Regions from separate parts of the Homo sapiens genome. Here region 1 is linked to region 2. A link is a loop called in an ENCODE intact Hi-C map of the cell type or tissue named here. Cell type or tissue: CD4-positive, alpha-beta T cell. All regions are shown on one strand. Links, peaks and the distances in the headings refer to the core of each region. The heading gives the core; the rest is flanking DNA.

Evidence for each region. Peaks named below come from ENCODE experiments on the same cell type or tissue, not always from the same donor. Only the 100,000 strongest peaks of a DNase experiment are listed, where the experiment ranks them.
Region 1: a loop joins it to region 2, with 3 times the contacts of the local background. A loop is called at or near these places in 4 of 110 quality-filtered maps.

The regions. Positions count from the first base shown.
Region 1 is chr11:124,106,014-124,121,949 of GRCh38, forward strand. VWA5A (von Willebrand factor A domain containing 5A) reads left to right here and starts at 9,437. Exons shown (of 19, transcript NM_001130142.2): 1 at 9,437-9,469; 2 at 10,553-10,667; 3 at 11,484-11,541; 4 at 11,660-11,862; 5 at 12,176-12,398; 6 at 12,520-12,695; 7 at 12,962-13,076. The coding sequence starts at 11,499. RefSeq lists a silencer at 2,109-2,403. In CD4-positive, alpha-beta T cell, for the core only: no CTCF peak of the experiment used is centred there; a DNase peak (open chromatin) is centred at 9,418; H3K4me3 peaks cover 1,598 bases.
Region 2 is chr11:123,732,712-123,748,647 of GRCh38, forward strand. ZNF202 (zinc finger protein 202) reads right to left here and starts at 8,949. Exons shown (of 9, transcript NM_003455.4): 1 at 8,838-8,949; 2 at 7,706-7,825; 3 at 7,406-7,481. RefSeq lists enhancers at 8,335-8,544, 9,534-10,131 and silencers at 8,725-8,854, 8,895-8,944. In CD4-positive, alpha-beta T cell, for the core only: no CTCF peak of the experiment used is centred there; a DNase peak (open chromatin) is centred at 8,980; H3K4me3 peaks cover 2,180 bases; H3K27ac peaks cover 1,461 bases.

The DNA.
Region 1 (15,936 bases), core at 5,356-13,355, 370 kb after region 2:
TGAATGTGGAGGCTAATTGGGATAAACACAATACCAATACATTCATTGGCACCAATTTTTGTTTAAACATTAAGTTGATGTTGAAATTAAGAATTAGAAATTATTCCAAAGACATTTAGGAATTAGTAAAGCATGCATAGGCCTTCATATCTTCAGATATATTCCTTCATGAATATAGACACAAAACAAAATGAAACATTAATATGGTGAAATGTTGGATGGGCTAAGAAAACAGAGAACATAATTAATGTCCACAACAAATTATACAGTAATGAATGCCCTAAAAAGACCAACTGATAAGTCAGATCCTCCTGATTCCTCTTCAGAATATTTCTACAGTTACTCAAAGATGTGATCAGATGCCCTAATTATTCACCAAAAGTCAATTTGGTCATTGACATGTCTAATAAGAATGATGGATTGAGATACAATGCAATGAGCTTTAAGATTTGGGTTGTGTTAATATCATTCTAATTATAGATAAACTTTTTATTTTTGGCATGTTCTTATTTGGAAATATTCATTTGTCTGAAAAGAAACTAACAGTGACTGATTTGGTTATTATTCTGAGGTTTTAAATTGCTTAGAGATTAGCAGCTGAGATATATTATTATATCCTAGTTTTAGGTTTTAGTGAAGTCACATCATATATAAAGATGCAGATATGAAATATTTAATCTTTGCTAATGATTGGATTTTTTGAATCCTTAAAATAATGAAATTAAATATTTCAATTCAGAAGCTTTTTGTGTGTTTTTATCTTTAAAATTTTTTTTTATTATTTTGTTGTGTAAGAGCGCTTAACATGAGAAGTACTCTGTTACCAGATTTTCAGTATAGAATACAATATTATTATTAACAATATGGGGACAATACTGTACAGCAGATCTCTAGACTCATCTTGCATTACTAAAACTTTAGAGCCATTGATTAGTAACTCGGTCTCCCTGTCTTCCCTGCCCACCCATGACAACCATCATTTTGCGCACAGCTTCTATGAATTTGACTGTTTTATTTTAAGGGAAAGAGGTAACTGTATAGGCTGAGAACATGTAACTGCCGCTGGGATATGACAGTGCTTGAATACAAAGGCTCTTGTGAATCATCCAAGAAGGATGTTTTCATTTTCAGTTTTTACTTTTTTGATATATATATTTTTGATATTCCCAAATATCAAAACAAATAATTGCCCTTATCTCTACTTACAATTCCTGGTCAATTTCTCTGATCCTCTTTATAAGTAATAGTTATTGATTGATAATTTTAGCCTCTAAAAATATGGAAGTGGTAAGATAGATGAATATCATCCATATATACACAGGAAGTACTGAAGGAATTGAGTTCAGGTTCTGTTAGACTTCCAGATCCCTGAGAGTAGTACCTATAATTTGTCATTGAATCTGCAGCACGTGTCACAGTGCTTCTGAATAGCTGGAATTTAAATATTTGTTAGAGGAATGAATGAATGAAAAGTTGGAAATTAATTTATGGATATTATCTGACTGTGAGTTCTATGAAGAGACCATGTTTATTCTTGCTCATCATTGTATCACTAGGATTTAAGAAGTAGCAGCACCCAACAAGTGTGTTTATTTCGATCAAATTTTTGGATGCTCTAGAATTATTCCTTTGGTCCTTCGACTATTTTAAGTCTTTTTTCTTAACCCCTGCAAAAAAATGGTTATAGTCAGCCTACTTTTGGCTTCAGATACATGCCTAGTAAAAGGAATTTAGATATTCATTGAAATGTAGAGTATCTAATTGCTGAACTAGGAGAGATAGGATGAGGCTTGAATATCTTTGAAATTGCTGTAACTCATAAGTACCTCTTGCTGGAGGAGAGTTAAGGAAGGCAAATGGACCTTTCTGAAGAGAGGGAAAAGAACAAAATTATGATTAGTGGAAAGTTCTGTCACAGCAACAACTAAAGAATGTGAAAAGGAGTTATTGTAAACAATATCTTAAATAGGACAAAATTATTCACACAACCTTAGGTACCAGCTTTAGATCCTATGTCTTAGATCATGTGATAATCAAATCTGGAAAAGTGTTATCACAACATATTAATGAAATTGATGCAATCTATTATTGTCTTAAGGCATCAAGTCTATAGAGATTCTGTTTATTGTATTGGGTTCTTTGAATTTTGGGGTCCTTTGGGGTTTCTTGTTGGGGGAAAGCTAGTATTCTTCATTCCCCTCCACTACCCCACCTCCTTACCCCAGGATCCTTTTGTCTTCTTCCTCTGGGGGATCATCTGGATCTGAAATCAGTTTGTATGTGTGCCTTAGTTGTTGAAGAACAAGTGCATGGCCACTGGGTGGCCTCCATGATCTGGATTAGTCATCTCTTCACATAGGTATCTTGGGAGGTTTCTGAACAATTTCAGTTAGGCTCAATGAACAGAGGACAAATAGAGTTAACTGCTATGTAGTTATTTTAATGCATTCCTAGAAAAAGACGTTTAATAACTCAGCACAGAAAAGTGGAGTGTAATTTGTGACTTTTAAACTAAGAAAATCTAGGGGATAAATGGAAAAACTAGTTTGATGTTGGAAATCAAGATCAAGTCAATGGGAAAATATTGCCAAAATGTGGGATGTTCTTATAGTTGTGCTTGGTATATAGTGAGTATCCACTAATGTTTGTTTTTGATTAACTGAGATAATACTTACCTCACAGAATTGTGTAAGGATTACATATGATGATATTCCTGATATAACCTTGAAAAAGATAGAGAATTCTATTGTTCTCTGCTTGGATGAGAGGAGCCAATAAGGCAATGTTGATAAGGAAAGACAAGATTTTAAGCCAGGCAGATTTTGTTTTACATCTAGGCTCTTGCTTACTAATTCTGTGACTCTGCTATGACTTCCATTTGCTTATCTCCAAAATAAGGATAGTATTACATTCTAAGGGTTGTTTGGCAGACTGAATGGGATAATGTAATATAAGGCATCTAATAGGGTGTCTGATATATTTCAGATGCCCAGCAACTTTTACTTAGTCCTTTACTCTGACAAGGGTAAAAATATTCTTGTAATGTATTGACTTAATATCAGCATGAGTACAGCTAATGCTAAGTAACTCACAGTTTGGGGAAGTGTTTAGAAAATACCCCTGAGCACTGATGGAGGTCTCCTCTGAATTATATTGAGGTGCAAAAATAATATATGTGATAGAGGAGATTGGAAACCATGGCTTAAGTGCCTCCTGCATCCTCCACACCCCACAAGAAAGAACCCCTCCCAATCGTTCAAAAATGAATTATGCTAATACATGGTATCAGTGATAGACAAAGTGAAATGTGAGTTACTCAGCTGTTGACTCGAAAGCAGTACAATATAAACATGACTTTCTGTAAGATAAAAATTCAAAGAAAAGGAGATCTATGAGAAATAGCTCATGAAAACGATACCATTTCAGGTTGAGATTTTATTAACCATGACTTTAAGAAATTTCTGTCCTTATAACTTCAAATATTATTTTTTAAAATTTTAAATATTTAAGTTCCTCACCATTTCTAGACCCACAACCAGACAGGTTCACAGCCATCAAAGAAATGAGGAACTGAGAATGATAATTTAAATAGTAATTTAGGGTTGCAACCATAATAGAAATAAATATAGCTTTCCTAGAAGATTCTATTCAAATCCAAACATTTGTCTAGAAAAGAGACATCATAGAATATTAAAAAGAACTTAAATCAGAGGTTTAAAGATTCAAGCTCAAGTTCTGCTACTTGGTGGTGTGACTATGGGCCAGTAATTTATATTCTCTGAGCCTCGGCTTCCCATCATTACAGAAGCAGAAAGTATTCCTTGCACCAGTAGCCTAAACCTTAACTAGGCAGCTAAAAATTATCATTCAAACTAGGACACTTTAAGAGCAAAGGGGAGCACGATTAATAATTAAGGCGGGACAATACAGGTAAAATAGGACAGTTCTTTGTGTTTCACCCACCTGTATTTTGATATCTACACTATAATTGTGCTTCTTGAATATGTGGAATGTTCTTATAATTGTGCTTGGTTTATACTAAGCACCCACTCATGTTACTATTAACTGAGATATTTATCTTACAGAATCGCTGTAAAGATTAAATATGGTGATGTTCATGAAAGAGTTTGATACCTAATAAGATGTTATATAATAGTTCATTATTATTATATTTACTGTGGGGAGTCCATATAATATATATATAAATAATGAATATGTAATATTCATTATTATTATATTTACTATGGGGAGTCCCATGCTAAAGAAGATTGGAAAACTCTTTAGCATGGGACTCCCCATAGTACATATAATAATAATGAAAATGATAGTCAATGTCTTAAGCCTGAATGATATCACTAGGAGAGATTGGTGTAGTCAAGACAAAATAGTACTGGAGGCCAAACATTGAGAAATACTACATTTTAGGAAAAGGAGAAGGAAAGGGAGTCATTTAAGAAGAAATGTACATATCCTTCAGAGAATTAGGAAGAGAACCAGAAGAATGTCTGTTATATATATATTTGTCTGCTAAAGATTATTTATTTTCTCCATGTCAAGGAATATAACCAACTAAATTTTAATTCTAAGCAACTCTGTGGGGCTTGGAATGTGATGGATGCTGAATTCATTAGTAACAACAAAAGGAAAGGAATCAAGAAATACATTCCTAAATGCTGTATGAGAAGGTGAGTGGAGGAAAAGACTCTGGCTGCCATATAGAATGAGAAAGAAGCACTTCACGGTGATTTCTTCTAACAATTCTTGCTACTCAGGTCTTTGGAGTGAGGAAAACAAGTAAAAATTAAGGAAGTTGAGGAGAAGCTCTGAATACTTACATAGTCACAAGGATCACGACCAGCTCAATTAAGGAACACAAATGTTTTTAACCCTTCTTTTGTCTTCTGTTTCTTCTATAGAGTATGGGGCTCTCCATCCCAAACATCTCATTTCTCAGCGTGCCAAGGAGTTGGGTTTGAGTTCTCCAGTTGCAGACCCCAAACGGCTTTTTCTTTTTCATTCAGAACCATACAGAAGATATTATACATCTGATGGCTGCCCTATGGCCTAGGATGACTTCCTCAGAGTTAGCGAAAGTGAAAATATCCCCTACCTTTGTGGAATTTTAAATGGTCTCATAGTCCCCTGGAGCCTCATCTATGATCTATTCTGAGACAGGGAGCAGGAGCCCTCTGAGCACAGGGATCAATTAAATGGCAGATATTGGAAGAGTTTAGGAGTTAGCAAACAGGATGCAGTAATCACGATACCCTTTAAAGGAACTGGGAATCAAAGAGCTGTGGATCCCTCCTGACCACCCTATTTTTCTGGTTTGGGTAGATATCTCATCAGTCTCTTTTGTTCTGTGCAGACTTCAGGGATTTGGCCTACCAAATCTGTCATTTTTCCAGTTTCTACCCATCCCTATACCTCTTATGGCTGTGGAAGAAATTATAACATAATGAATAGAATACTCACTTTGGAGCCAGAAGGTTCTGAGTGCGAAGAACAAGTTTGTTTCTCATTAGCTATATGTCCTTGAGCAGGTACCTGGTGCTCTTTGAGCCTTCACTTTGTGTTGTGTAAAATGCAGTTATGATAGTATTTCACAGGGTGATTTTGAGTGTTTAGATAATGCTTGTAAACTTTCTGACATACTGTGTACCCATGAGATTTATATTTCTTGAAATTGGATAAACAAAGATTTCTCACCTCTTTAATTTCATTGTTAGAATCCTTCCTTTTGCTTTTCCCCCCACTTGCTCTTTTCCTCTTTTCCTTCCCAATTTTAAGATGAGGGTTTTTTAAAAACAATGGTGGTTTTGTTTTGTTTGTTTTAACGATGAGTAATTAAAACCAAAAGATGGTGAGCAGAAAAAACTACCAAACCAAAACTAAAATAATGTTGCCAGATTTAGAAAAAGTATAAGAAATCTCAGAATCCTTTTCATGAAAGTAGCCTTTCTATGTGGAAATCTAAGTGGCATATAGTTTTCCAGATTCTCAAAATTCCGCTGGCCAACCCAACAAAAGGAAAGTGGAACTAACATTTAGAGAATGCCAACTTGTGACATATGCCTTAAAACTTATTTCATTTAATGATTACAACATACATATAGACTAGGTATTATCAGTTCATTCTACAAATGATGACATGGACTCGGAGTAGTTAAATTGCTTTCTCACAATTATACAACTATTAAGAACTAGAGGTAGGACTCAAGCCCCAGACTGAATCTAAAGCTCATAGACTTAATTATGTGACAGACCGAGGTAGATCCTGATAAATTAGAACCTGGTTTCTTGTTTTCTCTACAATTTTCCGAACCTCTGGATGAGCAATATATGTTCTTTACAAGCCCTCATAGATTTTTAGACACTTGAGCTGCATCCTGCCTATCCCCTTTGGCATTTGTCTAGGCTTTGGGTTTGTCAGGAGCATATTTGCTTGTAATCGATGAAAATTGTTACTTTTAAGCAATGGTCACTCTCATCCAAGAAATTTCTGACAAACTACTAAGTGATTTGTGATCACAGACATTATTCCTGTCTGTAATTAATGTAGTTTGACATACTATGTAAAACACTTAGCACTGGTTTCAAATAGGAACTCAATATATAGTACTATGCATATTTTTAAATTCACTCTATCTATCCATTCATTCATGATAAGTTTCTGCTGAGCCCAGGTTGTCTGTGATATCTTCAAACACTTAATTTCCAAGTTATCGGTGATCATATGAAAATTATACCTATTAATTATAATTGTTATCACCAATATGTAATAAATGCTTATAAGATTTGTGCACGTCTGAGCATTTGTTATTTGAGCTTTTGAAATCTATTCTCCAGTATCTATAGTGGATTGCAATCACAAGACCTAAGCGTATATACAACCACTGGGATTTGTATGTATTTATTCATTAAACAAATAACTTCATGACTTTTAAAAACTTACTTTCTTAAAGGTTTACAATTTTAAGAGCACATAAAGGGCTCAAGTATGATAAAAACGGCAGGAAGTTTTAGGTGAATTGCTATGGAAACATCAGAGGAGAGAGAACAAGCAGAACTGGACACTTAAAACTCCATGATGATAGAGAACATTGAAGAAAGAGAATAACAGAAATGAGACAATGACCGAAACGACTTATTGAAAGCCTGTTCTGAACCAATGCTAAGCACTCTATGACAAACAGCCTTTTTATTTCAGGAAGGGAAATGGCTCTCAGAAGAACTGAAGAAAAATAAGTAGCAAACTATGATCAACATAATCAACACACACCGGCATAATTCAGGGCACATGTGTTACAGTGGTGGGCGCTAAAATAAATTGGATATTGTTCTCATAATATGCAGATTTCTATTTCCATTATAAGCAAATGTGCTTTTCATATTCTGAAGAAGATAGTTTCCTTAAAAGTCTACTTTTTAATTAATCATAATCAAATGTATTAGGGTAAGATAAGGACCCAAAGAGCTGTTATAAACCATGGAGAAATTTGTTACTTTATCCTGTAAAATTCTGTGATGATACAGTGGCTTGCTCTATGAGAGTCTCAGGGGCTCAGGATCTTTCTGTCTTGTTGCTTCTCCATTTTTAGGGGAAATGCTCCAGGCTTTATGATCTAGTCTTTATGGTTCAAGCTGGTTCAGTTACCTGCATTCACACCAATGAGCAGGAAGAGGGTAAAGTGAATGGGAAGCCATCCTCTTTTCTTTGAAAGGGCATGACATGGTGTTGCACTTATTTCTTGTACCCTATGGGCCAGAGCTTAGTTACAAGGCCACACCAGCTTTAAGGGAGGCTAGGCAATGTTTTTATTCTGAATGGTCATAGACATTGTGAAACTTGGGGTTCCTGTTAGTATAAAAAAGAAGGTGAGAATCAACCTTGAGGAATGCCTGGCAACACTAAGACAGACTTTTAAGTGAAGATATCTCATCTATATCGGTTTAATTGTGTATATTGTGCTAGGTTATGGGAATTTTCACATAGTTGTTTTTTCAACAACCAGCAACTTCTGTGTGTTTCCTGATTCAGTGCCCTCTAACCACGCTGCATGCCTGGTCTGTGGCAGACTTTTAGTGCTAAGCTCTAAGCCCAGCAGGATCAGATGATGAACTCTGCCCACGTTTCCAGCTCCTCCCTTTTGTTGCTCAGATGTTTCGGCCAATGGAAAGAAGGCACAGTCACAAGGAACAATACCAGACATGATTTCTCTCCAGAGAAAAGGATAATTTCCTCTCATAATTAGTTCAGTACATGTAAAAAACATGGTTGTAGGGCCTAGTACTGATAAAATAGAATTTGTGCTTATATTATGCTTTACTATATATGCATATATTACATGCATGTAACTGTATATACATGCATGGGTGTACATATATACACATATATACATCTATGCATGCACATCCATGTATATAAATGTGTATGTGGGTGTATATATATAAAGTATATAAATGTGTGTGTGTGTGTGTGTGTGTGTGTATATATATATATATATATATATATATAAAACTTTTATAGCCACTAAGATTCATTAGATCTCACAAAAACAATCAGTGGAGGTTTGTCATTATCCCCGTTTCAGATGAGAGAACAAATAACTTGGGGAGAGTTATTTGTATATAACAAATATCTCACAAAAACAAGTATATAACCAGTATATAACAAGTATATCCACAAAAAATACATCACAGAGACCAAAATCAAGCTGTGTTTTCCATATGTATCATGTATTCTTTATCCTATAGATTCTCGACAGCAATATGACACTTTAAGTCTCAGATTTAATAGGTTGTTTTGAAATAGAGAAGCCATGGGGACCTTGATCGCTTCTAATGTCCTTTAGCCAGGTAAATGAGCATAGACATTCTCAGTTACTTACATCGTTAACCCAAACATTTGGTTTCAGGATCCCATAAGCGACCCATGACAGGAAGACTTGGGCTTCCCTGGCTAGAGCTTCTCTCATTAGAGCAGATGTGTGTGCCTTGCACTATCTCCTTATCTTTCCCCCTGCTGTAGGGGAGGGGCAACTTGGGGGAAAATGACTCACATTAGAGATAAGGTGTCAATGATATAATCTCCATAAAGCTTTGATTAACAGGGCCCAGGACACAGTAAGCCTTTGGCAATTAAGCTTTTACAAAAATATGCAGTTTTTAATGTCATTGTTGTTGTTCCTGTTGCAGCATTTTCCCTTGCCCTCTTTGCCTGTTCTCTGATTGTTCCTTAGCAAAGAGCAAAGAAAAAAACCAAACGTTCCAAAGTCGAAGACTTTTCCTTTGATACAAACAAGCGAAAGTTCGATTATTTGTTCAATAATTTTCCGTTGATCCCTTAGTCTTGTAGTCGCTACTTTATAACCGGTCCCTAGAAGGGGGCGGTTCTTTCCGGAAATTATGACTGCAGCTGTTTTCACTCCGCTGTGACTCAGAGCGCTCCGGGCTGCAGGAGAGGAAGGTAGGGGACCAAGCTACCGGTGCAGGGCCTGGATCCAACCCCTGCTCTGGAAGACTGAGAGCTCCACATTCTAGCTCCCTTTCCCCAGTCCCCAAATTTGTAGGGGCTCCTTGAATTGCACGCCCCATGGGTGGAGGATTTCATCCTGATGTATGATCCCCAGGAAGGTTCCTGCAAGTTTGGCAGTTTAGGGGAATCTTTTGGAGGTTGAAGGAGGGATTTAGCCATCTCCTAATCTCAAGGCCCTTCTTCCTACTTTCCTTCTCTTTTACTTTACTTTTTTTCCCGCTTTCTTTCTTTGATATAGACAATTGATGTTTTCTCAGTTTCAGGATAGTGTAAGCTGAGGAAATGAGGCTGTAAGCCTCATCTACTCCAATCAGTTGCAGCCCCTAAGCCCTTCTCTATAGAAATGTAAGAGACCGACGCAGTCTCTTCTGTAAATACGTGGACATTGGAAATCTAGGACTGAATGGAAAGGTTAAATCAATCTCTGATTTTATCCAAGCCCCACTTCTTACCCCAAATCTCCTCCTTGTCTGGTTCCGAGTTCTCCACTTCACCCCTGCCACAGGCCGCAGGGGTGTGTGTGGCCGGTGGTGCCACCCAGCTCCCCTCCCACCCTCCTAGCTGCTGAGCGGCTGGTGCTGGGACTCTGCATTCCTGAAGCAGCTACCTGGCTAGGCCGGAAGCCTTGTATTCTCCCAGCTGCCTCAGATTCATGGCTTTCAGCTTGGTGGCCAGTCTCTACCTAAGCCTTGCAAGTTGCCTTTCTGAAGTGCCATCCTGAGAGACAGAACTAATTCTGACCCAAACTAATTTTGTTTGTACTGGGAAGAGTGGGGGCAAGGGTGCAGAATAGCAAGTTTTCCTCAACGGAGGATTTGTTCTGAGCTTAGAATCAGGAAGCGAAGGCTATTTCCTTGTAGGGGTGCCCTTTGCGTCTCTCTCTCTTTTACTCTAGCCACCTTGGTGAGTATTGCCCAGCCTGAGAGCTTCTCTTTCAGCTGTTTTACTCCTGTGTGAGTCTCCTGCTTTAGGCTCTCTGCTTAATGTGTTATTAGAAATTCTTCCCTCCCCCAGCCCAGCCTGTTCTACCAGAGAACTTGCCCAGGTCAGAGGTCTGCGTAGAAGCCCTTTTCTGAGCATCCTCTCCTCTCCTCACACCTGCCACTGTCCTCTGCGTTGCTGTCGAATTGTGAGTCATTTTGCCACACTCAGTTTTTATCCAATTTCTCAAAATAAAAACAGATATGGAATGAAAAGCCTGATTTATTGGTGCTGTTTAGTGGGGGTGCAAATGTAGGCTATGTGCCTATATAATATTTAAATATATTAGAATATCTTGGATGGATACAAACAAATATACTCGTATCTTTTAATTTTGGGTCCCAAAAGAAAAGCCACAAGGTAAATGGCCTGTGGCAGGAGTCCATCTTGAATCACACAGCTTCTCACATGCAGCGCGTCTCTGAATGCCATGATCCAAAGTGAATGGTGGCAGAGGTTTATTGATTAACAGTAACAACAATAATAGGGACAATAGTGATGTCTGTCATCATTGATTAAATGCCTCCTATGGCCCATGTGCTATTGTAGGGACTTCACATGTATTAATTCACATACGATGTGTGGATATTATACTACTCATTTTGGAAAGAAAATACTGAGGCTCAGAGGGATTAGTGACACCTACTCCATATGCCCAAGGAGTGGTGAATTAAATACACTTTTGAGAAAGTGGAATTGGTATTTGAACCAGCCTCAGGGTGTTTCAGAGATTTCCTGTTTAGTAGATACCAGTGAATCTTACACCTTCCCCACCTGGGACTGCCATTTAAAAGGACCCTTATGACTGAAATCTTTGTCTCCTTTTTTTTAAAGGTTCCAACTTCCTAACTCCAACATTAACCCTTTGAATGTATTCTTATGCCAGAGAAAGGCACATAAAGTACTGGTGTTTGAACAGATAACTTCCAACATGTCCTCTGTTTGTGATATGTCTTTTCTGCAGAAATCTTGCATCACCATGGTGCACTTCTGTGGCCTACTCACCCTCCACCGGGAGCCAGGTAAGCCTAATTTGTGACTCTTACTTGCCATTGAATCTTTGGCACCTATCACAAGGCTTGATCTACAAGGAGGCAATCTATTGAAGCTTGATGAACTTGAACTCTGGTCTATCTCCAGTGCCGCTGAAGAGTATCTCTGTGAGCGTGAACATTTACGAGTTTGTGGCTGGTGTGTCTGCAACTTTGAACTACGAGAATGAGGAGAAAGTTCCTTTGGAGGCCTTCTTTGTGTTCCCCATGGATGAAGACTCTGCTGTTTACAGCTTTGAGGCCTTGGTGGATGGGAAGAAAATTGTAGCAGAATTACAAGACAAGATGAAGGTAGTAGAGATTACCTCCTCCCTTCTTATTACATTACCTCCTCCCTTCTTATTTCCTTAATGCATACTCTTTATGATCTCTACTAAATGTACCTTCACAAAACATGCTGATGTTGAAAGCTCTTTCTTCCACTCTTTTCTAACTGCCATTTTTCTAAAATCATTTGGGGAAAGAAATCAATCAGAGGCATTCAGAGTATAGCTGTGATTAGACAAGACCAATCACACAGTCGCTCTGCACTGCTCGTCTCTTTTTCAGCCATGTCACCTTGGATGTTCCCTTTCTTTCCCATCCCTCGCCCTGTGCTTCTCAGGCCCGCACCAACTATGAGAAAGCCATCTCCCAGGGCCACCAGGCCTTCTTATTGGAGGGGGACAGCAGCTCCAGGGATGTCTTCTCTTGCAATGTGGGTAACCTCCAACCTGGGTCGAAGGCGGCAGTCACCCTGAAGTATGTGCAGGAGCTGCCTCTGGAAGCAGATGGGGCTCTGCGCTTTGTGCTCCCAGCTGTCCTGAATCCTAGATACCAGTTCTCTGGTGAGTACCTCTCCCCTTTGAATTCTAGTGGTGGGTGACATAAATGGGGAAATTTTCTTAAGGTTGAGAGTGTCATAAAAAGTGTTGGCAAGGAAAACAGAACTAAGGTCATCTTTTATAGGGTCGTCTAAGGACAGTTGCCTTAATGTGAAGACTCCTATAGTCCCTGTGGAGGACCTGCCCTACACACTCAGCATGGTCGCCACCATAGATTCCCAGCATGGCATTGAGAAGGTCCAATCCAACTGCCCCTTGAGTCCTACCGAGTACCTAGGAGAGGACAAGACTTCTGCTCAGGTAGTTAATGAGAGAATACTGCTATTGTCAGTACCTCTGTTGCTTGAGTCTTGACTTGGTCCCCAACCAGTTCTTCCCAAGTGGTAACCCAGAGGGGGTCCCACATGCTCCTTGCATATCGTCATTTAATCTCCAGAGCCTTCTCTCCAGCCTCACCTCTGTTCCTAGTCATGCTGTCTTATGGAGGAGGACTGCGCCCTAACCTCAGCCCCAAGAAGCAAGAAGTTATGATTCTAATGTGGCTCCTTTACCTGTCCTCCACTCAGGTTTCCCTGGCTGCTGGACACAAGTTTGATCGGGACGTGGAACTCCTGATTTACTACAATGAGGTGCATACCCCCAGCGTGGTTTTGGAGATGGGGATGCCTAACATGAAGCCAGGTATTTTCTTTCTTCCTTTGTAGTCATCCCCTAAGGGGCAACTCCCTGTCTTGGAATTACTGTCGAATTACTCTCTTTTCTTTCCTTCCCTCCAGGGGTGGTTAATACATGTGAAACACTGAAATAGTTTACACTATGTCATGCAAAAATGGTTAGGTTTAATGACTGTCATGTGATATGTCTTGTAGGCAAATTTAAGTAGATCAGTAGATAATTGGGCAAAAGCCAGGAACAGATAATTTACAAGAGAAAACATGGCCAGTTTATAAACATGTGGCAATGATCAGTCTTGACAGACATCCAAATAATCATGTGACATTTTCACCTTTCAAATTATCAACGATTTCCAAATCTGATGCCTCATGCTTTAAAAGGTTTTCTTAAGGTTGTGAGTGTGCTAAAAAGTGAACTAACCTTTCGAGGATAAATTTGGCCATATGTGTTAAATCAATGTTAACTTTGGTAATTTCACTTTTAGAAATCTTGCCTAAGGAAGTAAATCCATATATAAGTAAAAATATGCACTGAGATGTCCCCCACCATTTTAATAATATCGAGTATTAGTAAGCAATCAAAATGTCTCTTATTGGCTAAATTTGCTATGCTAGGTATACTTCATGAGTTAATATGCAGCTACTAAAATAGTGTATATTGACAGATTGAAGTAATTGGACAAATGACCTCCAAAGAATGTTACGTAAAAGAAAAGTAAGTTATAGACAGATTACCACTATAAAATACTCTGTGCTTTAGGAAAAACATTTTAAAACACAGGAAGAATGCAAGTAGTCATTGTGATTAGATTGACTAAGTTTAATTCTTAATTAAGAAAGTTCTTAATTTCTTTTTTATCTAATACATAATTTCTATTGATTGATTCATCACAGCTACATGCAGTCTCAACTGAAGTTTTTTTCTCTTTTCGAGATATAATATATGTAACAAAATTGACCATTTTAACTGTTTTTAAGTGTACAGTTCTGTGGTCTTCAGGACATTCACCTTGTACAACCATCACCACCCTTCATCTCCAAAACTTTTTTGTTTTGCCCTAGCTTCTTAATTTCTAAGACTAAGTTTAGCTTCTTAATAACTTTAGTTTCTTAGTTTCTTTTAATGTTTATTACTTTTGAAATTTTCCTTAATGTACATGCACTCTTTCTTGGAATTTAAATTGGTGTAACCCATGTCAGTTTGCTGTGTTCTTGGGGCCTTCCTGGGCTGCCATGCTTCTGAGTTTCGGTGACACAGGACTGGAGTGCTATTGCCACTTCTGAAGCATTTACACATGGTGGAATGGACATGTCCTTGGTGACAATCATATTCAAAGTGGGACGGCTTGGCTTAGGCTCTTGTTTTTACAATTATAGCTGTTGTCAAGAAAATTCCCTGTAGTTGTTTTTCTACAGAGTACCCTACTCTCTCATTGTTAATGTTTGCTTCCAAAGTAGCTTCATACTTGAGCTCACAAATTGAACTTTTTAGTTTTCCCTCACTTGTTCAACCACTCTTCCTCAGGGCAAGCTCTCCATGCTAAGGTCATTCAAGGGGCTCCCAGCTTCCACCAGATTTGCTGTAACCATCTCCTCTTCCACGAAGCTCCATGCTCTGTCTTTGTACGTTAGTTATCTGCTTTTTCCTTTCCTTATGGTGACTATTTCCTTGGGTGTCCATGAAATATTCCCATAACAGTGACCTACGTGTCAGTTAAGATTATTTCAAAGGACTGTTTTCACCAGAGAAAGTTCCATAATGTTGGATCTCAAAAGGTAAGGATTGAGATCTCAGTCCCTGTTTTTCTAAGAAGTTCCCCTGGCCCCTATGCAGATTTTCTCATCTAGTCCCCATGACCAGGTCTGAAGGCCAAGGGGGGACATCAGGGACAGTCTTTACAGTCTTGTGAATCCCTTCCAGCAGGACTGCTCAAGTCTTGCTTCCCAGGTCGTATATTTAGTCAAGATGACTTGCTGTTCTCATCCACACAAGGAAGCGAATGACAGCTTTAAGCGGCAGCTTGTCTCACTGAAACCATTCAGAGTTCTGCCAAATGAAACCTACAGATATATGACAAAAACACAGTATGTTATTTGTTTTACAGACTTAGAACAGATGTACTTACGATATTAAGAACATGTTTTTCTAAAATTAAATTTATAATTTAATTTAAAAATTGTATAAAAATAAAATTTACAAATAATTTTATAATATTGGTTATTATGGGTTTAATCTGAGTTGAGCCCTAAACTGAGTTCCTTAAGTACATTATATTACTTAACTCTTACAATCAAGCTTGTTCAACTCATGGTCTGTGGGCTGCATGTGGCCCAGGACAGCTTTGAATGCAGACCAACACAAATTTGTAAACTTTCTTAAAACATTATGAAATTATTTTGTGATTTTTTTTTTAGCTCATCAGCTATTGTTAGTGTTAATGTATTTTATGTGTGGCCCAAGACAATTCTTCTTCTTATATGACCCTGGGAAGCCAAAAGATTGGATACCCCGGCTTAAAATAATCTTGACGTAGGTGTTACTACCTTGACTTTTCAGAGGAAGACATGAGGCTAGCAAGCAGAGGAGCTAAAGTTTGAAATGCCTCATTTGAAAACAAAGAAGCTGAGACTCATGGAGGTGAAAATAATTTGAGCCAGGCTAAAATTATAGTAGATAATCCACATATAACGCTTACAATTCATCTGGCATTGTTGTAAACAGGTTAAATATGTTACCCCATATCATACTCATGCCACCCTTTCTGACTCCTCAATATAGCACCAGCTCCATTTAAACCAGCTGTCTCTGAGAATGGAAAGGAATCTTGCTCATCACAAAAGCTCCTCCTCCATCGTATATCCAGACA
Region 2 (15,936 bases), core at 4,266-12,265:
ATCAATCTCCAATACCTATAATAAAGTGCACAATAAATGCATTTAAAATGAATAAAACTCTACTCCAAAGCTTCTTCCTATGGTAACAGGAAGAACCATTGTTTCCTCCATTATGCTTTTACTATCTCTTGATTATTCACCATATCCTGTTAATTCCAACTTCCAAAAAATGTCTTTCGAATCCATCCATCTCTTCATCTCTACTGCCATTTCCCGGTTGAGCCATTATGACCCACTAGAAGGTATTCATAGGAACTTTAAAAAAAATTACAATATCCTCTGCTCCTAAACGGCACTGGCACGTAACAGGCACGGATACATTGGAGAGATGACTTAGTTCAACCTCCATGACTGGTTTTCTTGGTCCTGTCCCCCTCCAGACCAGTGTCCACAAGCAGCTTAAGGGCTCCATCATTTCTCAACCTTTTTGTGCTATACTACAGTTGCCTCACATCCACATTCAAGGTTATCGATCCACTCTTAATAGCTGTGTCTCATCTATTGTTGCCCATCAAATGAGTTTACAGTCAATGATCACATTATCTTCATTCTTTCTCAAAACGCTTCTAATTCATGCTCTTATGACATTTTTTTCATTACCCTCAGTCACTTGCAACATACTTTCACAGTCTATCTTGGATAGCTCCCTAATTCCTAGATCTTCATGTGTAATTTTTCCTCTGCTATCTCTACCTCATGGTGATTTATTTTTTTCTCAAGTGGCTTGTAATTTTTTTATTTTATGTCCATCTTTTTACTTTGGGAGTCCTGAGAGCCCTGGATTTAAATGTGAGCCCCTTGAATGTAATTTCATTTGTTTCTTCCTAAGTGCTAATGGTTTCAATGATCTTGGACAGTTTGCTTTTTTAAGACTCTCCCTCTGTTGCCCAGGCTGGAGTGCAGTAGTACAATCATAGCTCACTACAGCCTGGATCTCCTGGCCTCAAGTGATTTTCCAACCTTGGCCTCCCAAAGCACTGTTACCAGAGGCTGAGCCACCATGCCTGGCCAAATCAGTTTTTATGTTAATTTCTCAGGGTGTTCCTGAATAATGCTTTTGTGTATTATTTAGATCGATGCCTTCAAGTAATGTTTGGCCTACCCAAGGTTCTGGAGAACCCACTTCCTTGCACTTTTCCTGGGTCAGTAGGACGATTTTCAAAGGTCCAGGTTTGCAGGCTGCTTAATTCTGTAACTTTCACACAGCGTCAGCTTCCCAAGTCCTATCTCCCTGTTGGAGTACCAGTATTAAAAGCTCAATCCCTAGAAACCTTATTTTGGTTTGGAATCTCACTGCGCCATGGTAAAGTCAGCTTATACTTATTTTTCTAGTGGTTATTTCTTTTTCCTTCTGGAACCTATGCGCTTTCCTTTAGCTTTTGAGAGAGAGAGACAGAGAGAGAGAGAGAGACAGACACACAGGGAGAGACAGACACACAGGGAGAGACAGCATGGGCTGTCCTGTTCCTGACAGGAACAGGATTTAATAATGGGCAGGAGGCCCATCCACATTAGCTCCACCTGCAATACTCCAAGTAGGTGAGTGGTGAACTTCCTAACATACAAAATCTGCCAATGGCTTCCCAGTGACCTTAGGTTAAAATTTAAACTTCTTAAAATGTGATACACAAAGACCTTCAAAAGCTGGTCCCTGCTACCTCTCCTTCCTTCCATGACTGCCACTCCCATTGAAAGCCACTGCAAGAATTACTGTTCTTTCTTTTCTATACCCTCCCTGGGCTTTCCTGATGCTGTTCACCTTGTCTGAAGTACCCTTCTCCACTCTTCATGTGGTTAACTCTATCCATCTTTCAGAGCTCAGTTTTTCCAAGATGCCTTCCCTGGTCCTCCCAGATGATGCTTCCACAGGAACTTGTATCTCCCCCTATCACAGCATGCACATGTGTCTATTTTTTGTGTCATCAAAACTGTTCATCTTCTGTTGAACTCACTGGACTGTAAAGCTCTGAGGGCAGGGATATGCTGTGCCCAGCTCGATGCCTGGCACACACCAGGCACTCACTTCACATTTGATGAATGCAGAGAATGCTTAGTAAGGTTTTAAAAGTCTGTTTCCAGAAGGATAGATACCATGTTATATTAACCCATATTCATCCATAAGTCTAGCAAACTGTGTGCTGGATAAAGGCATACATAGGGAAAAAAACATTTATTGTTTGGATTGTGAGTAAAACAGAATTCTCTTAGTGGTTCCCAAGATGATGGAACCACAACTCATCACAAGGAATCTTCAGGTTGCACCGGGAATAATCCAAATGCAAGTCACACAACACTTGGCATTTGAAAAAAAAAAAATCATTTTCCATTGAGGATTTAAATCAATTTTAATAAGCGCAAAATCAGACATCAAATAAATGGAACTACAATACTAATTATTTATCCAGACAAAGCTTTCCAAACCCCACCCCAACTCCTACCCCTGGAAGACAGAATTAATACATAGGGTCTTTTGGCTTAATAAAAGGACTTCTAGTATCTTAAAAGTTTGAGAACCGACGTCCAGTGAAGTAGACTTGGAATCCTCATTGTTTTCACGCAGCACTAGGTACAAGAGATTCCACAGTATGGATCCTACAACGTATGCATTGACAGAAGAGTTCCTGCTCTCTCAAAGGGCTTTGCTCTCCAAAGAAAAAAGAACATGTAACAGTGCCACACCAAACTTGCCATTTAAAAATGCCCTTCAGAAATCACAAGCTGAGATTTCTGGTGCTTGTTTTGCATTTACTTTGGCAGCCTAGGAAGATGAAGGAAAACAGATCAGCAATAGAAGGAATGAAGGAAGGAGTCTTTGTGGGGTAAGAGATGGGAAATGAATAGGAGGTACAGCAGTGCTGTGCACAGCACCAAACTGGGTATCCAAAGACATATGCCCCGGCCCCAGATCCCCAAGAAACTGGAGCTTCCCTGAGGGTTTCGTGAAGTAACGTACCCAAGAGCCCTTGTAAAGGATAAAGCCCTCTGCAGATAACCAGTCTCCTAACTCAGTGATTATCTGAGATATGAGAGCTTTATGAACTAAAATGTGTTGTGCAAATGTCAAGATTTAATATTAGAGGCAGAAAACAGATGTTGTGTTTTTATTCTATAATTAATGGGATGTGCTATGCCATAAGTATACCTTGCAATTTGTTGCCTTTGCTATTCTAATACCTTTCTTCAATGTCTGTCCTTGGAAGAGTTCCAGAGTAAGACAAAAACTATAGAGAGAATACAATAGAGAGAATATGAAACCAGGCCAGGATTAAGTAAGAGACTTGGTTCCAGAAGACACTAAAACAGTATCTGCAAAGATACAACCTAGTGTCTTGAGTGTTCCTAGGATGCATAGGATTGGAGAGGAGCTATCAAGGTAAGACCTCTGTACAATCCTCAGGCCAGCTGTCTCTGCCCCTTATCTGAAGGTGTCACGTGGCAGTGAAGACCCAAGCTCAATTCTCTTACAAGAACAGAAAACCACAGGCAATGAAACAATATCTAGTTCTCTACCTTAAAACGCTACTAGCTAGGGTGATCTTTCTGGACCCTAAATGACAAAGTCTGTAGTCATATACCATCAACCTAAAGGAGAGACAGTGATCTGCCTATGTACTGGCAAATAATCTTCAGAAGAAAATAGTGATTAGAACTGAAATTATTATATTTAGCAGATATTTATATCCCTTCCAGTCCCCATTCTTATTTTATACCTTAATGCAGGCCTATAGTTTGGTAATTTTAATACAACTACTTGCTGGGGCTAACCAGGGCCTGTCAACAGCTCCTCTCAGTGTTCTAGAATAGAAATTGGCTAATAAAAACTGTTAACCGCTCTTTTCCAATGCTGCTGCTGTTCTTTAAAACGAAAGATTAGCCCAGTACAATCCTTCTAATGGACATATTCTTTTATTCTTGATTGTCCTATATACAAGCGCTTACCTAAGCTTTCCACATAATGGTTAGTGGCCTTGGCACGCTGGGTTTGAATCCCTGACCTCGAATCCCTGACCTCGCTTATTAGCCTTGTAACACAATTTCCCTAAGCCTCAGTCTTATCCTCAAAAATGTGGCTAATACTACTTATCTCATGTGGTTGTTTTAAGGAGTAAATGAAATAACCTATAGAAACCCTTCAGTATAGAGTCTGGCATAGGGTAGGTGCTCAATATATTTTATTCATTTTCCTTCAAGCTATTTGAAATCGTTTTGGGAAGAAGGCAAGATTTAAATGATAAACAAGCAAACAGTTCTCTATTGCATCATAATTACAAAAAAACAGATGGCATAAGGAAAATCTTGGTCGGTCTATTGTTATATCAAAGAAACCATGCTAAACCAAAAAAAAAATCCTTGCTTTGGAGGCACTTATGAAGTAGGATTAAATGAAAGTGTTGGAATACAGATGAGAAGGAACCTTAGACACAGGTTCTCCCACCGAAGACCATATCAGCAATGCTTCTAATTACCAATATATCAAAGTCCTCTCCACTCCCTGTAACTGGCAGGAGACAATCTGAGGCAAACTCAGTGTACCAAGAAGTCCTGTGAAAACTTAACCTAGACAGCACAATGAATGAAAGGGAATGAATTCCCTGGCTTTTGGCCTTCTAACACGTGACCAGTATGCTTCAAAACATGTTTAAAACTGTTTCTGTAAAATATTTTTGCCACCTAAGTTTCCCCCCCGCCCCTTCATAAAAGTGATATTTGAGTAGTGAGGGGAGAAATGGCTCAAAATTTGTTACAAGAGGTTCCAAAGAAAGACAATAAGGTATAGAGAAAGGGAAGACAGGAAGAAAGAGAAAGAGGTCAAGTATGTAGTGGATAGTACAGGGAAGTCACAAGTATCTTCTGTCTGGAAATGCTGCAGATTTTGTGGTTAGCCTCAAGATATTAGGTGGGAATAAACATGTCATTGAGAGTAAATGTAAACACAAAAATGAAAAATAAAAATTGTAACAATTCACTTTATTCTAAACTGTTTTTGATGGTTATATATGGCAGGCCTAGGAGGCAATGTTAGACAGTAGATAGTTGCCTTCGGCGGAGGGTGACCTGTGTTCTGTCCACTGCTCTACATTGTAAAGAGGTGTCATCTTGGACAAGTCACGGCAGCTCATGTTGAGTCTTGGGATGATTCTTTATCTAAAGGTAGAGAACTGAACCAGCTTTTTGATGGTGATGAGGAGGGGTTTTGAGAGGAACAAGGATATACAGCATCTCTATTGAATATTTGGGCCATAATGTAACAGCCTAGGATGCTGAGATTTACTCAAGAGCTGAGGACGGCTAGGGGCCAAACACAGATTTTTAAGTTTTGAGATAGGGTTTACTCTGTTGCTAAGACTGGAGTGCAGTGGCAAGATCACAACTCACTGCAATCTCTGCCTCCCAGGTTCAGGCCATCCTCCCACCCCAGCCTCCTAAGTATCTGGGACTACAGCACATGCCACCATGCCCAGCTAATGTTTAAATTTTTTATAGAGAAGGGGTCTTGCCATGTTGCCCAGGCTGGTCTCAAATACCTGGGCTCAAGTGATCTGCCAGCTTTGGCCTCCCAAAGTGTTAGGATTACAGGTGTGAGCCACTGCACCCAGCCTCAAATACAGATTTTTAAGAGGCCAGATTTATACACCTGGCCATCATGGTCATGTTGGTTAACCTCCATCATGAAGCTAGGCTTTTTAACCTTCAGGAAAACTACCCCAGAGCAGTTAATGGCCTAAATAAAGGAGGTCAAGCTATATGTCTCAGTTTAAAACAGAACATGACAAATTAACCTGAAGCAGGAAAAGGAGGGGACATCAAACCTGACACCCATCCTGATAAGAGTAACTGCTCTCATTTGACAGCCAGAGTTAAACTAGATGTATGCAATCTCTACAACAAACATAGTCAATGCCAATCAGATAGTCAGAGGAACCATCATTTAATGGGAAATAACGCAATAACATATATAACAGAGCTGACCGGAGGTGTTGCTATAGATAATTCATAACAGCAGTAAATTCAAAAGTCATTTACTATGTTTTTAGCTTTGTCATTAACACAGCCTGTGTGGATACTCCCTGTTTCACGTCTAGATGACTTCCTCCTGGCTTTGCTCAAGGGTCCTTTAGCATTTGAGGAGATGATAAGGGATGGGATCCCCGCCTGTTGAACCAGAGGAATCTGAGGAGTACCAGGTTTCCACTGAAGACTAAATCATGATCCAGAGAAGGAATCTCAGAAGTCATTCTTGTCGTGGGCATGGCTTAACGTCTGTCTCCCCACTGTGGGCCCTGCCCTCGAGAGCAAGGGTCTCCTTATTCATTTTTATATTCCCAGTGCCTACCACTTTGTGGAGCCCTTAGTAGAAAAGGTATTCAATAAACGCACATTGAGTTTAAGCTTTCTATTTCTCCTCCCCCAACTAGTATATATTACAGAAGCACTGAAAATTCAGAAATCAGCCAGTGTCAGGGCTCCTGGGTAATAAACCATTCACAGGGATAGCTGTAGGAATTTGGCATAAGCATTTATTCCAATCTCTTGGGGGTAATCAAGTGGCATAATCATGCCCTGCTTTACTGTGTAGCATAAGGCCAGTAGAGAAAAACATCAAGAGGGGAGGAGGACAAGGGATGGAGTTCAATACACAAATATCTACTGAGCGTCAATTACGTGTCCCACACTATTCAAGGTGCTGGGCAAAGAAAGATAAAAAAAGCAGAAGCTCTGACCTTGAGGAACTTAACAGGTAGTTAAGAAATTGCAGAATTTTAGCAATACTAGGAATTCACAGCAAAAGCCCAGAATACAGGTGTAATATTTTGATCAAAACGTGAAGCCCCTATCAAGAGAATTAAGAAAATCAAGGGGAAGAACTTATCAATATTTCACCTCAAATTTGGCATATAGCATTCAGTTGTTTTAAGTACGCTTTCTTAATTTTGCGAACAAAATATTCAGACCTAAGTGATTATCTATAAAAGATCAGATTACTAGTTTCCAACACAGAAGTACTCAAACAAAGGTATTCTGAACCTCAACCTACTGCAATACATATATCACATTTGGCCAAAAGGTAGTTGTTCTCAAAGTGAAGAACCCAGATCTGCAGCATCAGTACCTGAGCCTTGTTAGAAGTACAAATTCTCAAGCCCCAGCACAGACCTATTACCAGAAACTCTAGGGGTGGGCCCCAGCAATATGCGTTTAACTAGCCCTTCAGGTGCTTATAGTAAGTTTGAGAACCACCACCTAGCAAATGAAGTAAATCTGAAGTTCATGCAGAAAGCCATTGCTGGCCAAACTAAAGGGTTTGCTGGTGAGAGAACAGCAAAAACAAGGGGTATAGAACTGTTTCACATTTTAAATCTGTGCCAAATTTACTGGGAAAAAAAAATGTAAACCTGTAACTTACCTCATCTGTACAATTTGCAATGGCTGAGTCCCTCACATTGTGGTAAACCTTGTTGTACCCTTGGAATGATTGTCTACTGCAATATAGTATATACACAGAGTACAAAAAGGGTATAGCTGGAGGAGAAAGGGTGAAAGATTATGAATCCCAGGCGTTTGGTCCTAGGAGGAAAAATTCCTGTCCTCTCTCCAACCCTGCCCACCCTCTTATGCTAGATAGTAACAGCAGAAAGTTATCCCAGACTGCTCCGCGTTCACACGCTTCCCACCAACAAACCTCCTCCCAAGGCTATCCCACAACCTTTCTGAAGTAGCTTCCTGGATCAAGCCCCACGGGGCAGCTTGGAAGAGAAGCTGGGAGGGATGAGGGGCTCCACTAGCATTCCTTGTGGCTTCTGAGTGTAGCTGCCCTGGGTGTCACCTGCAGAGCGTGGATAGAGAAAAAGCAACAGTTCTAAGCCCAGCCTCTAATTGAGAGCCTGGGATCTAGCGCTGCTCCCCAGGACCAAGGTTGTTCAAGAAAGGCTGGGTCTAAGAGTCTCCCTCTGGGGAGGTCAGTACAGATTCCAAGGCAGACAGGGTTATCAAAGCGCCTAGAAGATGAGAACATTCATTGTTCAGAAAAACAAAAATTAGACTGACACCTTTCTGAAGGAACACAGCCTATCCATGGCACAAAAACAAATTTTTAATCAAGACACTCAAGAAGTAGGTATACTCCTGCTAAAAGTAACGCAGGTGCTGAGAAGAGGTGCCAAAACTGGCTGTTAGGAGTGGGAGGAGAGGAAAGTTGCAAGTGGAGACAGCAGCTACTGGCTTGAGGGGACCTCAGGGTCTGTCACAGTGGCAGCTGAAAAGCCTCTGGCCAAATGGACGCCAAGGACTACTATCATCACAGGTGACAAGATCACGGGTGAGTGTATCTGGGTGTGTGCTGGGGGGCTGAGGGGGGCTTGGTGGTGTAAGGAGATGGGGCTAGCCGGGGCAAGGAGCCCGCGGAGATGATCTTAAGCAATCTGAGAGGAGGGGTAAGAAAAAGCTGCGGAAAATAAAGGGGCCTAGACCACTCCTCCCTCGGTTCCGGGGGGACAGTTGGCGCGGAAGCGTTAGGAGGTACGAGGTACGGACTAACTACATTTCTGCAGGCCCCAGGAGGGGGCGGAGGGCGGTGGCTGGAAAGGAAAGGAAGCCGGGAGCGCCATCCGTGTCCCCGGAGATACTGGCTCCGGCCACCAGGAAACACAGAGACCACAACGTCTCGGCACCCTCAGTACACCGCCGCCACCCCTTCCCCAGGACACGGCGATTTCCCCAGACTCTGGGGGGCGGGGTCTCCGGTCCCTCCCCCTCCTCCCCGCCCTGCCCGGCTCTGCCCGATCTGGTCCGGCCCGGTCCAGCCCGGCCCGGCCCAGCCCAGCCCACTCAGGACTCACGGCTCCGACAGCTCCGGCGGCTCCTCCCCTGCCCCGGCTTCTCTCCCACCCACTCCCGACCGAAACAGCGCCGCCGGATCCGAGCCGCGCGGGGCCTAGCGGGTCGGAACACGTGGGGCCTTTGCGCCCGGAACCGGAAGCGATCGCTCGCCCCGCCTTCTCGCCGAGTAGGAGCCTTTCTAGGCTGTGGGAGGTTTGATCCTCTCTATGCGCCCTCCGCGGGTTGCGGCTCAGTGCTCCCCAAGGACCCAGTGCGAAGAAGCCTCGGACCCCACAGCTGCCGTCCGCGACCCCTAACTCCACTCTGCAGCGAATAAATTAACATCTTGGGCCTTTCATTTACAGGCATACCTTCTGCAAGGGTTTTCTTTTTCTTTTCTTTTTTCTTTTCTGTTTTTGATCTTTTGTGTGTTTGTTTTCATTTGGATACCTCTACGTGTTTTTCTTGATTTTTTTTTCTTTGCATTGTCCGCTGCAACATGGTAGAAAAGGGCAGCGTTAGGTTTGAATACTGGCTCTTGCAGTCACCATCAGCAGCAGGGCCTCGGCCGAATCTCTCCATCTTTGAACCCTATTGTGCATCATATAAAACGGGCATAATAATACCGTTACTCTGAGGACTAAATGATACATTGCACATGAACTGAATGGAACATCAGAAGCTCAGAAAGAAAATAGTTATGGTATCACTGTTCTTTCTTTTCCTTTGAGTGTTGCTTCGTATTTCTTTACTTTCAGGCTGTCTTCCCTGATCTCATTTGTTCATTTTTGTCCGTTCGGTGACCTTTCTGCCCATACTTGACATTTTCCTTTGCTCTCTGTCCCTTTTACCCTGTAAGTCACCACTCTCCACGTGCCATGTGCCACTTCCTTTTCATGGGACACATTGCTGGGATCTGTTTACTGGGTTTGAACCAAAGGATTAGTTACTTTTGGTGGAGTGGCAGTGTATTAGCGAAACAGAACTAATAGGTGTGAACCCAGAAGGCAGGACAACTCAAAGCGGGGAGGGGGCTTCCAGGTCATAGGTAGATAAGACACAAATGGTTGCATTGAGTTGCTGATTAGCCTCTCCGGAAGGAGGCAATCAGATATGCATTTATCTCAGTGAGCAGAGAGGTGACTTTGAATAGAAGGGGAGGCAGGTTTGCCCTAAGCAGTTCCCAGCATGAATTTTCCCTTTAGTGATTTTGGGGGCCCCAAATCACTTTCCTTTCACACGGGGTATGTATAAACATATAAAAGGAGATTTATTATAAGGAGTTGGCTTACATAATTATGGACGTTGAGAAGTCCCACCATCTGCTTACTGCAAGCTGGAGAAATAAGGAGGTTGGTGGTATAATTCAGTCTAAAGCTGAAGGCCTGAGAACTGGAAAGGGATTGAGGTGCTGGTGTCTGAAGGCCAGAGAGCAGGAGGAGATGATGTCCCAGCTCAAGAAGAGAGAGGTGAATTTACTTTTCCTCTGCCTTTTTATACTATTTGGGCCCTCAATGGATTGGATGGTGCCTACGCATAGTGGTGAGAGTGATTTTCTTTACTCAGTCTACTGATTCAAATGCTAATCTCTCTCTCTTTTTTTTTTTTTTTTTTTTTTTTGGACAGAGTCTTGCTCTGTCGCCCAGCGATCTCGGCTTACTGCAATGTCTGCCTCCTGGGTTCAAGCAATTCTCCTGCCTCAGCCTCCCGAATAGCTGGGATTACAGGCATGTGCCACCATGCCCAGCTATTTTTTTTTTGTGTGTGTGTATTTTTAGTAGAGAGGGGGTTTCACCATATTGGCCAGAAACACCCTCACAGACACACCGACTAATAATGTTTTCTGTTGTCTGGGCATCCCTTAGCTAGTCAAGTTGACACATAAAATTACCCAATACAAAGAGAAATATACATTTCATGAAAGCCTACTGTGTACCAAATATTTTTCTCTGTAAATCTCATTGAATATTTTAAAATATTGGTATTAAGTGCATAAATAATACATAAACATCTTCTTCTAAACATTTAATGCATTACAGTGTTAAAGGAAAAATTATTCAGTGATACTTGTTAGAGCATGGTAAGGGAGACCTTATTCAGGACCAGGAAAGGTAAAGAAACCACTGCAATGAAGTCTTGCTGTAGGGATGAGAGATTGGGCTGAACTCTGAATACAGAATGGGCAAGTGGGAATTTATAGTCAAGGAACTTTTTTTGGAGTTTGGGACGTCGATGGATTGAAAATTACTAAGGGGAAACATCAGGCTTAAGGCGGATTCTGGCTAAGTCAACCTAATAGGATTCTTGCTGAAGACAGGCCAGGTTGATCAGACATCACCTGGGGCGTGATGGAGGATGAGGACACTGACCAGGTATTAAGGATGGTCAGATATCAAGGATGGGGGCGTTCCTGCCAAAGGACTTAGAGTTCTTTGCTAACAGTAGATTTTACAAGGAAGTACGCCGATAGCCCTAGGAGAAGTTTCAGAAGCCTGACAAGTTTGGCGAAGAAAAGAGATTTTGTCAATGGATAAAGCTAATGACTTTTTTTTTTTTTTTGGGACGGAGTCTCACTCTGCCACCAGGCTGGAGTGCAGTGGCACCATCCCGGCTCACTGCAACCTCGACCTCCCGGGTTAAAGCGATTCTCCTGCCTCAGCCTCCCGAGTAGCTGAGACTACAGGCATGCACCACCATGCCCAGCTAATTTTTGTATTTTTAGTAGAGATGGGGTTTCACCATGTTGGCTAGGATGGTCTCAATCTCTTGACCTCCCGATCCACCAGCCTCAGCCTCCCACAAGTGCTGGGATTACAGGCATGAGCCACCATGCCTGGCCGCTAATGACATTTTTACCAACCCTGGCTTCCTCCTCTCTCTCCAGAAGTTAGCTGTTCTTATGACCCTAATGTATTTATCTTCCAGATATTTTTATTTTCATGTGCTGTGTACATATGTATCCACAGAAAGTACATAGTATTATTTTCTGTGTACTTGTGTGTATACCTGTGTGTTCATGTTGAATTCTTCCATTTGTTTTCTCTTAGCAGTGGGCCTTGGAGATCTGTTGATAGCGGTAAATAAAAATCTCCCTTATTCCTTCTGCTTTCTGCATAACATTCCATAGTCTGAATAGCAATTTGCCTGTTGAAAACATAAGTTTTTATAATTGTTGGGATTACAAACAATGCTATAATGATCACCCTCTTTGTGCGTACATGCAATGGTACTCTGAGACGGATACTGAGAAAGAGTATTGCTGGGTCAAAGGTTGCACACTTTTAATGAATACTGCCAAGTTTTCCTCCCAAATGAATGCACCTGTTTACACCCTTAACAACAGTATACAAGATTTTTTCCCTGTATCCATGCCCTTACCTCATGTTGCCGGAATTGTAAATCTCAGCCAGTTTAATGGGCAAAAATAATATCTAATTGTTTTACTTTGCCTTCCCATCGTTAATGGTGAGACTGAACTTTCTTTCATACATTTGTTGGTAATTTGTAGTTTTCCTGTGAGTTTTATTTTTATATTGGACTTTTTGTTTTTTTAAATTGGTTGTTAGATGTTCTTTATGTATCCTAGATCCTAATGATTTTACGTATATATTGCAAGAGATATATTAATTTTATGTGTCTTGACTAAGTTCATGAAAGCCTGCTGTGTATAAGATGTTTTTCTCTATAAATCTCATTGAATATTTTTAAATATTAATATTAAATTAATGTTTTCCTTAACTTTCTAGATTATTGTCTAACTTTGTAGTATTAAAGTTTCAAATCTGATACACTCTTTCCCCCGCTTCAAATTAGGTGTTTTATTTAAGAATATCTTTTCTGCACCAAAGTCATAAAGGCTTCTCCTGTATGTTCTTCTACTACTTTTTGCTTTTCCTTTTTATGGTTAGATTTGGAATTTATTTTTGTGAATGATATAAATTGGGGATTCTAATCTAATATCAGTGGTAATCAATTTCTACTTGGAAAACATGGAGTATGAGATATTTACATAATAGAGGATATATTTACATACAAAAGATATATTCCATATGTGATGTGATCAGAATTCTGTCAGCGCAGTTAGCTGGTCCTTCATTTGTCAATGATTTTTTGAGTGACTGCTCTTACAAGACACTGTGGTAGGTATATGGAACAGAATGGAGAATAAGAAAGACGTAATATCTGTTCTCGATCTAACTTTCAACTGGTGTGTGTGTGTATGATATGAAGGAGTTGGGGAAGAAGAAAACAGTTTAAATAACTTACGCAATTCACTAACTGTGGTTATTTAATTATGATTAATTAAATTAATTATAATTATTGTAAGTTCTCCAGAGAAATACAGAGTGCTACAAGAACTTGTTACTGGAGGTCCTAATCCTGGTGGTGGTGCTGTTAGAGAGGTAGTTAGGGAAAGCTTTCTTGAATAGTGACATTTGAACTGAGTCTGTGGAATGCCTGGGCAGGATGAGCCTGGGGGTGAGGTTGGGAGATGGGGTATAAACCAAAAAGTGTCTGAGACAGACCTCAATTGATTTAGAGGTTTATTTTGCCAAGGTTGAGGATGCACCGTGGAAAAGTAGACACAAGTTGCAGTAGGATCTGTGGCCTGTGCTTTTTCCAAAGAGGACTTCAATATTTAAAGCAGAAAGAGCAGGCAGGAGAGGAAGGAGGAAAGAAGAAAAAGGGGAGGGTAGGCACCTAGCAAGAAGTCCCATTCTTGTGAAGCTCTGACCAGTGCTCAGCAATCCACATTTTACATCTGAAAAGAAAGTAGTGGGGACAAAGTCAATTATGCATAGATCTGCATTTTCTATGAGGTAAAGTAAATGTGAAGTAAAGTAAATATGCCTAGAAACAAAAGGAATTTCAGAAACACATGTGTTTAGAAACAAAAAGTATGTGTTTAGAAACAAAAAAAAAAGGAAGGCAGTTTTTGCGTGATTTAGCTCCCAAGCATAGCTTTTCCCTTTGGCATAGTGAGTTTGGGGTCCCAAGATTTTGTTTTCCTTTTACTGAGGTGAGTAAAAAAGAATACTTGAAGTAATGGGAAATAGTGTATACCACAGCTCTGAAATGGGAAGGAGCCTTGGTGTACTGGAGAAACTGAGAAGAGGCTGGTGTGGCTGCGGTCTGACAGCAATAGAGGAATTTGTGAGGCCTGATATTGTGGACAGAGATCAGACCTAATAGACTAATGGTCTTATAGGCCAAATTAACTGCTGAAATTAATGAGAAGCTGGTCAGGTATGGTGGCTCACACCTATAATCCCAGCTCTTTGGGAGGTTGAGGTGGGTGGAACCCTTGAGCTTAGGAGTTCGAGACCAGCCTAGGAAACATGGTAAAACCCTGTCTCTACAAAAAAAATGCACACACACACTCACACTCACTTAGCTAGGTGTGGTGGCATGCATCTGTCATCCCAGCTACTCAGGAGGCTGAGGTGGGAGGATCACTTGAACCCCAGAGGTAGAGGTTGCAGTGAGCCGAGATCGTGCCACTGCACTCCAGCCTGGGCAACAGAGTGAGATGCTGTCTCCAAAAAATAAATAAATAAATAAATAAATAAATAAATAAATAAATAAAATTAATAAAATTAATGGGAAGCCATTGGAGATTTTTTATTAATTAAGCAACATGATTAGATATGCACCTTTATAAGATCTTTCTGGTCACCGAGGAGAATGGAGGGGACCATGAGTGGATGAGGAGAGATAACTTAGGAAGCTATTACTGTAGATCAGGTACTTGGACTAAAGCAATAATAGTAGATATGGAGGGCATTGGGTTATTTCTTTAAAACTATTTGATGCAGAGCAAAGAACTAATTGTTAGAAAAATGGTTATTGTTACAAAAATTGTTAGGAAAATAGGATAGAGAGAGGTTATTTTCCAAAAGTTGAAGAAATGGCAGGGATAATTAGTAATAGTGAAGTGAGCTCAGCTGAAAGTGTGCATAGGAGTTCCACTCTCCTAGTTATTCAATCCAAGTCTGGCTGAACACCAAGTATAGAAAGTGAATCGTTCTGGAAGAGCTATTTGTACATGACATTTTTATAATTAGAGTCATTTAGACTTGCAAGAAGAATTTGTAATTCTAAGTGACCTGGTGGTGAGCCACTTGGTCAGGCACTAGATTAGATACCTGGATAAGTATATAATTATCTGCATTCAAATGTGTCTATATTATACTTTATATTTTCTCATATTTGATTTTTACACTCTGATCCCCAAGTTAGCTGGTCATTTGTGAATACCATGGAGTCATAAGGTCCTGATAAAAACAGAGGTGGCTTTAGAGATATACCTTAAGGAAGACAGCAGGAGATCTAGTCTGAGACACGTTGAGAAAAATGGTCTGTAGCTGGATAAGCTTGGAAAAGACCATATACTCTATCCTCCTTTTGGAAATTTATAATGCATGTGAAGATCCCTAGAAATGAAAAACAAAGTCGAGTTTATTACTTGACATGTAAGGGAGAGCTATATCATTCAATGTGATGGGAGTGAGTCTTTCTGAGTTAAAAGAGGAAAGATGAAATCTAGGATAAGAACTGGAAGTTTTGCTTCAATAAGGCAGGATCTTGAAGACTATCACTGATTGGTTAAGTAGAGGATTGTAAAGTAAAGTATTATTTTGGAATGACAATTGCTCTGGTTTTCAATAATTATGGGACAGGTCTTTTTTTTCTTCCAACTTTTATTTTGGGTCGAGGGAGTACACGTGCAGGTTTGTTATAGGGGTAAATTGCTTGTCAGTGAGGTTTGATGCACAAATGATCCCATCACCCAGGTAGTGAGCACAGTACCCAGTAGGTAGTTTTTTGATCCTCACTCTTCTCCCTCCCTCCACCCTCAAGTAGGCCCCAGTGTCTGTTGTCTCCATGGTGTCCGTGTGTACTCAATGTTTAGCTCCCACTTATAAGTGAGAACATGTGGTATCTTGTTTTCTGTTCCTGCGTTAATTTGCTTACAATAATGGCTTCCAGCTCCATCCATTTTGCTGCAGAAGACATGATGTCATTCTTTTTTGTGGCTGCATAGTATTCCATGGTATATATGTACCACATTTTCTTTATCCAGTCCACCATTGAGGGGTATTTAGGTTGATTCCATGT